2 separate regions of the Homo sapiens genome follow, and region 2 is linked to region 1. A link is an interaction called in ENCODE POLR2A ChIA-PET data of the cell type or tissue named here. Cell type or tissue: MCF 10A. All regions are shown on one strand.

Region 1 (4,000 bases):
GTTTAAATTGCACTTTTATGACGGTAAGGCACTTTTTACAATCTTTATCTCATTTTTCATCAATAACTTAAAAGTAGCACGAGCAGATTTATCCATAGAGGGGCTGAGTTGCTAACCCAGCCTTTTTTTTTTTTCTTTTTAAATGGAGTCTCTCACTGTCTCCCAGGCTGGAGTGCAGTGGCGCGATCTTGGCTCACTGTAACCTCCACCTCATGGGTTCATGTGATCCTCCTGCTTCAGCCTCTCGAGCAGCTGGGACTACAGGCGCATGCCACCACACCCAGCTAATTTTTTTTTTTTTTTTTTTTTTTTTAGTAGAGACGGGGTTTCACCATATTGGCCAGGTTGGTCTAGAACTCCTGAATTCAGGTGATCCGCCTGCCTCAGCCTCCCAAAGGCTAACCCAGCCTTTTAACCAGCTCTGCTTTCCCTAAGTAGAGATATTTTCTTAAGTTTCTCAAATTCATTCTCTTATTATACAAACTGTATTAAAATTCAAATTAAGATAGTTTTTTTGAAGTTATCAGATAATCTCAGTAATTATTGTGATTTGGATATTCTTTGCCCTTTGTTGTGGCCAACCCACTGTCTGAATATAGATCAGCAAAGACTCAAATTAGTTTATTTTTTTACTCTTAAAAAATCCCTTCAAAAATAGATATATTTTGTTTTATTTTGAGATGGCATACTTAAAATATAATGAAATACTTGCATAATTATTTTAGATGAAAAAATGTCTTGAGTATTAATCATTCATATCTATTTGGTGCACAGTAATAAAAAGTTACAGAACTTTACTCAGCTTTTGTGTTTACAATTATAAAGCTTTACCACTTCATTCTGAACATCTTAAAATTTGATCAGTTATTAAAAGGTTTTACAGAATTGGTATATAATCTTCCATTTGCTCTATAATGAATTAAACTCATTATTATTGAATATATAAATGAATTGTTTGTCTACCACATTGTCCTGGTTTTTATGTGTTTCCTGCCATTTATGTGAACAAGAATATATAGAGCATGCAGTAGAGTGATATTCAGATCTTGAAATAGAGTGAAACTTAATCTTAAATGGCACCACTTCATTTAACATATTTACCTGAAAATTGGATTATTTTGTTACAGATTAGATGCAATTGCTCGAGATGCTGAGTTAGTTGATAAGTCAGAAACAGACCTTAGACGACTGGGAGAATTGGTACATAATGGTTGCATTAAAGCATTAAAGGATAGTTCTTCAGGAACAGAACGAACAGGTAACATTAAACTGAGAGTGATTTAAAAGAGAAGTAAATGAAAGCTTCAAAATATGCTTTATTGAGCTAGATATTATATCTTAAATTATTTATTCATCAGTCTCAAAAGGTTATTTATAAAACAAAGTAAAGCTATTCTGGGTAATAGGAAATGGAGAACAGAATTGCAATTCGAAGGCAGTAGAATCTGTTTTTAATTCCCCTGACATTTTCTGTCTGGGAGGTAAGGTCAGAAATTACTGTTTTATACACACACATATGTACATTCATAGATATATGTGTATATATACACACACACAGTACAATATGTATAGTATCTATAGGTTTTTTAGTATAGATGACTGGGAAAATATAATGCAAATATACACATATGATATTGGTTTGGGACATAATTATTTTATTATTATGCTTATTTTGCTGTTCATTTACCTGAATAAAAATTATTTAGATAAAATTTAATAAGCAGACCAGGCATAGTGGCTCACACCTGTAATCCTAGCACTTTTGGAGGCTGAGATGGGAGTTTAGCTTGAACCCAGGAGTTTGAGACCAGCCTGGGCAACATTGTGAGACCCTGTCTCTAAGAAAAATGAAAACATAAAAATTAGCAGGGTGTGATTGTGCGTGCTTGTAGTCTCAGTTACTTGTGAATTGAGGTGGGAGGGTTGCTTGAGCCCAGGAGGTCAAGACTGCAGTGAGCAATGATTGCACCACTGCACTTCCAGCCTGGGCGACAGAGTGAACCCTGAGTCATCATCCTATAATTCTTTATTTAGAGGCTGACGGTATTAGTAGATTGATCCATCTTATGTAATTGGTAAAACACTTAGAGAAATACTTTTCGTGAATTTGCATCTGCAAGATTATTATCACTTGTTCATATGTAATGAAGTTCAAGGTTTTCCAGTAATCTCTTAATAATATAAATAAGGAATACTTATTGTTAAATAACATAAGTAATAGCATCAGTTGCTTGGTGTTTTGTAGAATTATGTTTTATACTTTTAAAAATACTGGTTTTTTTAAAAAAAATCAAGGTGGTAGACTCGGAAAAGTGAAGGGTCCAACATTCCGAATATCAGGAGTACAGGTGAATGCCAAACTAGTCATCTCCCATGAAGAAGAATTAATACCTTTGCACAAATCCATTCCTTCTGATCCAGAAGAAAGAAAGCAGTGAGTGATTTATTTTCTCCATTGTAAGATTTTTGTTATTCAATAATTGCAAAATGAATGTGCTGAATTTTTATGGTGTTATTGGCTAGTTTTGAAAAAAAAAAGGAAGAAATAAAGCATATTATTTTGAAGTTCTAATGACTCACGTTTTTCAAAATTAATTTTTCAGTTAAGGCAATTACAAACTTATCATTAGTTATTAACTTTGATGCCAGGTATACTATCCCATGCCACACAAAGGCAGCTCATTTTGATATAGACTGGGGCAAAGAAGATGATTCCAATTTGTTAATTGGCATCTATGAATATGGATATGGAAGCTGGGAAATGATTAAAATGGATCCTGACCTCAGTCTAACACACAAGGTATTTATCTATTTCTGATTCTGTTAACCATTCATGTTGAATTTAATTTATTCTAATTCTTGCTTTTAAATTATGTTGGAAATAATGGAAATCTGGAAACCAAGGCACTAGCTGGTTGTGTGACCTTGGTGCGTTTAGAAGATGCTTTGCATGAAAGGATCAAATTTAAATGATTTCTGAGATTTTGCGTTACTGTGAAATTATATGTTATTAAGGCATTAGGTGTATTATTTTTCAAATTACGAGGTTAAAAGTCTTATTCCATCATTAGCTTTAAAAAAATTTTTGATGCATAATAGATGTACATATTTTTGGATGCATGTGATAATTTGATACAATCATATAATATATAAAGATGCAATCAGGGTAACTGGAACATTTATCACCTTAAATATTTATCTTTAGGAACATTTAAGTGATTCTTTTCTAGCTATTTTATAATGTATAGATTATTGCTAACTGTAGTCACCCTACTCACCTATCAAACACTAGGTCTTATTTCTTCCATCTAACTATATATTTGTACCCATTCATCATTAATTTTATTATTCCAGTAAGACAAAATCCTTAAAATCTTTTATATTTATTTTTAAAAAACATCGGCATTGTAGTATTTTTGGTCATTTGGTTGCACTGTGCTAGCTGAAATCCTTTTTTTTTTTTTTTTTTTTTTTTTTTTTTGCCTAAAATGGGAAACACTGGGAGAACTTCCTTATTGTTTATCCTGTGTGTTGGGAACCTTTAGATATTGGTGCTTTGTCATTTGTTACTGTGAAGAAAAAATTAAGTAGTCTAGATTCCCCTGTAAAACTTTCCTCCCAGTGTATGCTTTAGGTCTTCTTCTAGAAGGATGACATCTTGTAGTCTAGGAATTTCTGTGTACATTATATATAAGTACACTTTTACTGAGAAGGGAAGGTGTTTAAGGATTATATAACATTTAATAGTGGATGTTAAGTACACTTTTGTATATTTGAAGGAAATTTACAACCTTATGCTTTCTATTTTCATTTTGAAAGATAATCTGAGGGTTTTTGAAGTTTAGAATTCATTCTCAGAAAAATTAAATTTTTGGCTCTGGCATACGTATAAAAAATACATTTTGCATTGAGTTTATTCCTACAAATATTAATAATTGAAACTTGTTGGTGAACTATATATATATTTAAATGGTTAAGCATTTTTTAGCCAGTACATTTC
Region 2 (4,000 bases), 88 kb before region 1:
CAAACAGTCTCTCTCCCTCTTTAACAAACTAGGTCAGCCAGGTGAGAAAGTGTAAATATTGTGGTTATTCCCCTCCCTCATCTCTGAGCTTCAACAGATGCACTTTTCCCACTAGAATGTAAACTCTATGAGAATAGTAATTTTTGTTGACTGCTACATCCTTAGTACCCAGAGGCTTCAGCTCAGAGTATGAGAATGATAACATCACCTGCAGGGGTCCAGAGTACAGCCAGCCAAGTCTGTATCCTACAGGATAGATAGGATGGATACAAGAGCCCAAACACACACATAAATGCCAATTCGAAGTAAAAGAGACAGAATAAGAACTCAGGATATGTAATGGATCAGAAACAGGGAAGTGGGGCCCAAATTGGTTTTCACAAATACCGCTGGATACAGTTTCTTTTACAGACTGTAAAGGTAGGTGGTATGTGGTGAGTTACACCAAAAAACTGGGAGGATGGTTAAAGAACTAAAATTGAATATCTAGGTAGCCTTTCAGACCAAAAAAGAAAATAAAATGACAAGACTTAAGTAAAGCAGTAGAAAAAATAGATTTTACATTTCTGATTAGAATTTTCAAGATTTGGTGATCAATCAGTATAACATATGGGAAGATTAACAATGGTTAGATCATTTACTTTAGGGGAACTGGGCAGATAGTGACTGTATTAAAACATAGAGACTATATGGGGAAGTGGTTTAGATGGTAATGAGTTTAGTTTTGGACACAATAAATTTGAAGTGTCTGTCAAAAATTCAAGTTGAGAGGTCAAATAGGCTTAGAAAATTCTTATCTAAACCTCAGAAAATGGTTAGAATTGGAGCTAAAGATTTAGGAATCCACGTGTGTATAGGTGCTAATTAAATTCATAGGACTTACCTGAATAGAAAAGATGGTTTATAATTTTTTTTTAAGAGACTGGATCTCGCTATATTGCCCAGGCTTGTCTCAGACTCCTGGCCTCAACTGATCCTCCCATGTCAGCCTCCCAAAGCGCTGGGATTACAGATGTACACCACCACATCTGGCCTCTTTATGCAATTATAGAGAGAAAAGTGGGTAAAGAATGGAAGGATGAGGTAGTCTAACATTCAGAGGTAATTAAATGATAATCCAATGTAAGGACTATAGAAAAAATAGAACCAGTAGTATTATATAAGAAAATGAATTTAATATCCAAGCCTTGTTTTCCTGGCCTTTCTCCCATGATTATGCCACATGTGATAGGCAAAATTAATCAACTCATTCAAACTTCTTCTTTTTTCTCCTTCCATTTCCACACACACATATTTGTAAGCAGCTGCAAGTTGGGATCCCAGGAAATAGACTGAGATTCTGAGGTGCGCATGTAGGAGGTTTGTTGTGGAAAGGAGGGTTTCTCTCAGGAACATGATCTGTGAGAGGTAAGGAAGTAGGATTAGAGAGGGAGAAATTGAACTGTGATGAAGTTACAACAGAGGCCTCAGTTGACCCACGGGAGCTCTGAAGCCCCTTCAGAGAAGTTCTAAATTAAAGCCAAGGGTCCAGGCCTTTGTATTCCCACATTGATAGTGGGGGTGTAAACTTAGGTGAAGCAGCTTCTTTATGTAAAGAACAATTTCACAAGAAGAATGTAGCTGCCAGCAGTCAGCAGCCAACACTCTGGGCAAACGGGCGCTAAGTGTCTTAGTCCTTAAGGGGCTAGAATTGGGGGGTGCGGTGGGGGTCATACCTCATCATCCACCATAGAACCTGATTTGTAGCTTTGCAAGTGTGTGTGTGTGTGTGTGTGTGTGCATGTGTGTGTATTTAGTGAATCTCTGGTTGGTCAGTAAGTGGATCATAAAAAATGATTACTGACGACCAAAGTATTCTCGTGATATAACAAATATGTTGGTAAACTGACTAACTACACCTGCTGCTGGTGAGAATAATTCTTCAATTCATCTCTGAGGCAGAGACAAACCTGCGTGGGAAAACCAAGGTTGAGGGAACTCATCTTTTAACTAAGAGAAACAAGTACATAAAAATGTCTCTCCTCATGCTTCTGATCTTCAGTTTCCTCAGGTTATAGCATTAAAGTGAGTACTACAATATTGAGAACAAACACAAATACAGTTTTTGTCAGAAATGTTCAAAGCCTATATAAAGAATAATTTTTAACAGACGTATAGATGTCATTATAACGTGCTGTAAATAATGACTTTTAGAAATCGTCCAAACTTGGCCGGGCATGGTGGCTCATACCTGTAATCCCAGAACTTTCAGAGGCTGAGGCGGATGGATCACCCGAGGTCAGGAGTTTGAGACCAGCATGACCAACATGGTGAAACCCTGTCTCTTCTAAAAATACAAAAATTAGCCAGGCATAGTGGCACATGCTTGTAATCCCAGCTACTTGGGCGGCTGAGACAAGAGAATGGCTTGAACCTGGGAGGCGGAGGTTGCAATGAGCTAAGATCACGCCACTGCACACCAGCATGGGCAACAAGAGTGAAAGTCCGTCTCAAAAAATAAAATCAATCAATCAATCAATCAATCAATCACCTAAACGTATTACTATAGTACAAAGCAAACCTAAGAGTTTTATGCAATATGCTGCTGGGTTATCTCAAATACTCTGTAAATAATTAAGATGTATGCAAATATTAACATATCAAGAGGAGAAAAACAGCAAATGAGAATTAGGATATAGGAGCAGGAAAAGTCATCAGGTTTGTTTGGGAATTTGATAATGTAAATGATTTTTGAATTATCTTTTGAATTTCTAGGTAATTCTGAAGCATAAACTCTGCCATCAAGTGGCTAGGTAGTGTTGGACATGTCATGTAAGCTTTTCAGGCTTTACTTTTCTTATCTATAAAATGAGACGGTTAGACAGTTACTTAGGACCCTCCACGTTCTAAGGGTTATATCAGAGGTATAAATGATGTGTCAGCAGAGTTTAAATAGTATGTACTGGCTGGGTGCAGTGGCTCATGCCTGTAATCCCAACAGTTTGGGAGGCCAAGACAGGCAGATCAACTGAGGTCAGGAGTTCGAGACCAGCCTGGCCAACATGGCGAAACCCTGTCTCTACTAAAAATATAAAAATCAGGCGGGCATGGTGGCATGAGCCTGTAGTCCCAGCTACTTGGGAGGCTGAGGCATGAGAACTGCTTGAACCAGGGAGGCAGAGGTTGTGGTGAGCCGAAATTGTGCCACTTCACTCCAGCCTGGGTGACAGAGTGAGACTCTGTCTCAAAAAAAAAAAAAAAAAAAAAAAAGTATGTACCATGTGTTACTGAACTAAGTGTTTTTAAAGCAGAATTAAAGGACTTTTGCCTCTGAAATATATGTAGGCTATAGAATTCTTAAAAATAGTCTATGGCTGCCCTCTTATTAATAATATAGTAAAGATAAGAAATAAACCAAATATAAAGAGTTTTTATTTTAAACTAATTTATAAGCTCTCCCCCAACAAATATTCATTTACTCAGAAAGAAGGAAGTATATAAAAATACTATGTTTATGTACATTTGATTGAACATTGTAATTTCTTTTTTTAGAGAGATGAGGGTTTCACTCTTACCCGGGCTGGAGTGCAGTGGCATGATTATAGGTTACTGCAGGCTTGAACTCCTAGGCCCAAATGATCCTCCTGCCTCAGCCTCCCAAGCGCCTTGGAATACGTGCACGTGCTGCCACCCACCTGACTAATTGATACTTTTTTTTTTATAGAGGCAGGGTCTTGGTATGTTGCTAAGGCTGGCCTAGAACTCTTGGGTTCAAGCAAGCCTCCTGCCTCAGCCTCCCAGTATCTGAGATTACAGGTGCAAGCCGATTCCAAACATTGTAAATGTTTACAGTTAATGTGTAAGCCCATGGCTCTCACCGCATTAAGAAATTGACCCAAGGGAATAATAGGCAACATATTAGGCATCGTGAATTCATGGCATTGAATGTAATACTTACAAAGCATAAAAACATTTTTTTTTTTTTGAGACGGAGTTTTGCTCTTGTTGCCCAGGCTGGAGT

What was found. ChIA-PET counts read pairs that join two places held together with the same protein. Peaks named below come from ENCODE experiments on the same cell type or tissue, not always from the same donor. Only the 100,000 strongest peaks of a DNase experiment are listed, where the experiment ranks them.
Region 2: POLR2A ChIA-PET joins it to region 1 with 5 read pairs; 2 of 35 experiments call an interaction of 5 or more read pairs at or near these places.

The regions. Positions count from the first base shown.
Region 1 is chr5:98,870,851-98,874,850 of GRCh38, reverse strand. CHD1 (chromodomain helicase DNA binding protein 1) reads left to right here. Exons shown (of 36, transcript NM_001270.4): 26 at 1,128-1,258; 27 at 2,296-2,434; 28 at 2,650-2,800. Among named protein-coding and RNA genes, the nearest start is that of CHD1-DT, 56 kb to the left of the region's middle. In MCF 10A, no CTCF peak of the experiment used is centred here; a DNase peak (open chromatin) is centred at 1,960.
Region 2 is chr5:98,958,841-98,962,840 of GRCh38, reverse strand. All of the region lies in intron 1 of CHD1-DT (CHD1 divergent transcript), which reads right to left. Among named protein-coding and RNA genes, the nearest start is that of CHD1, 32 kb to the right of the region's middle. RefSeq lists an enhancer at 1-68. In MCF 10A, no CTCF peak of the experiment used is centred here; no DNase peak of the experiment used is centred here.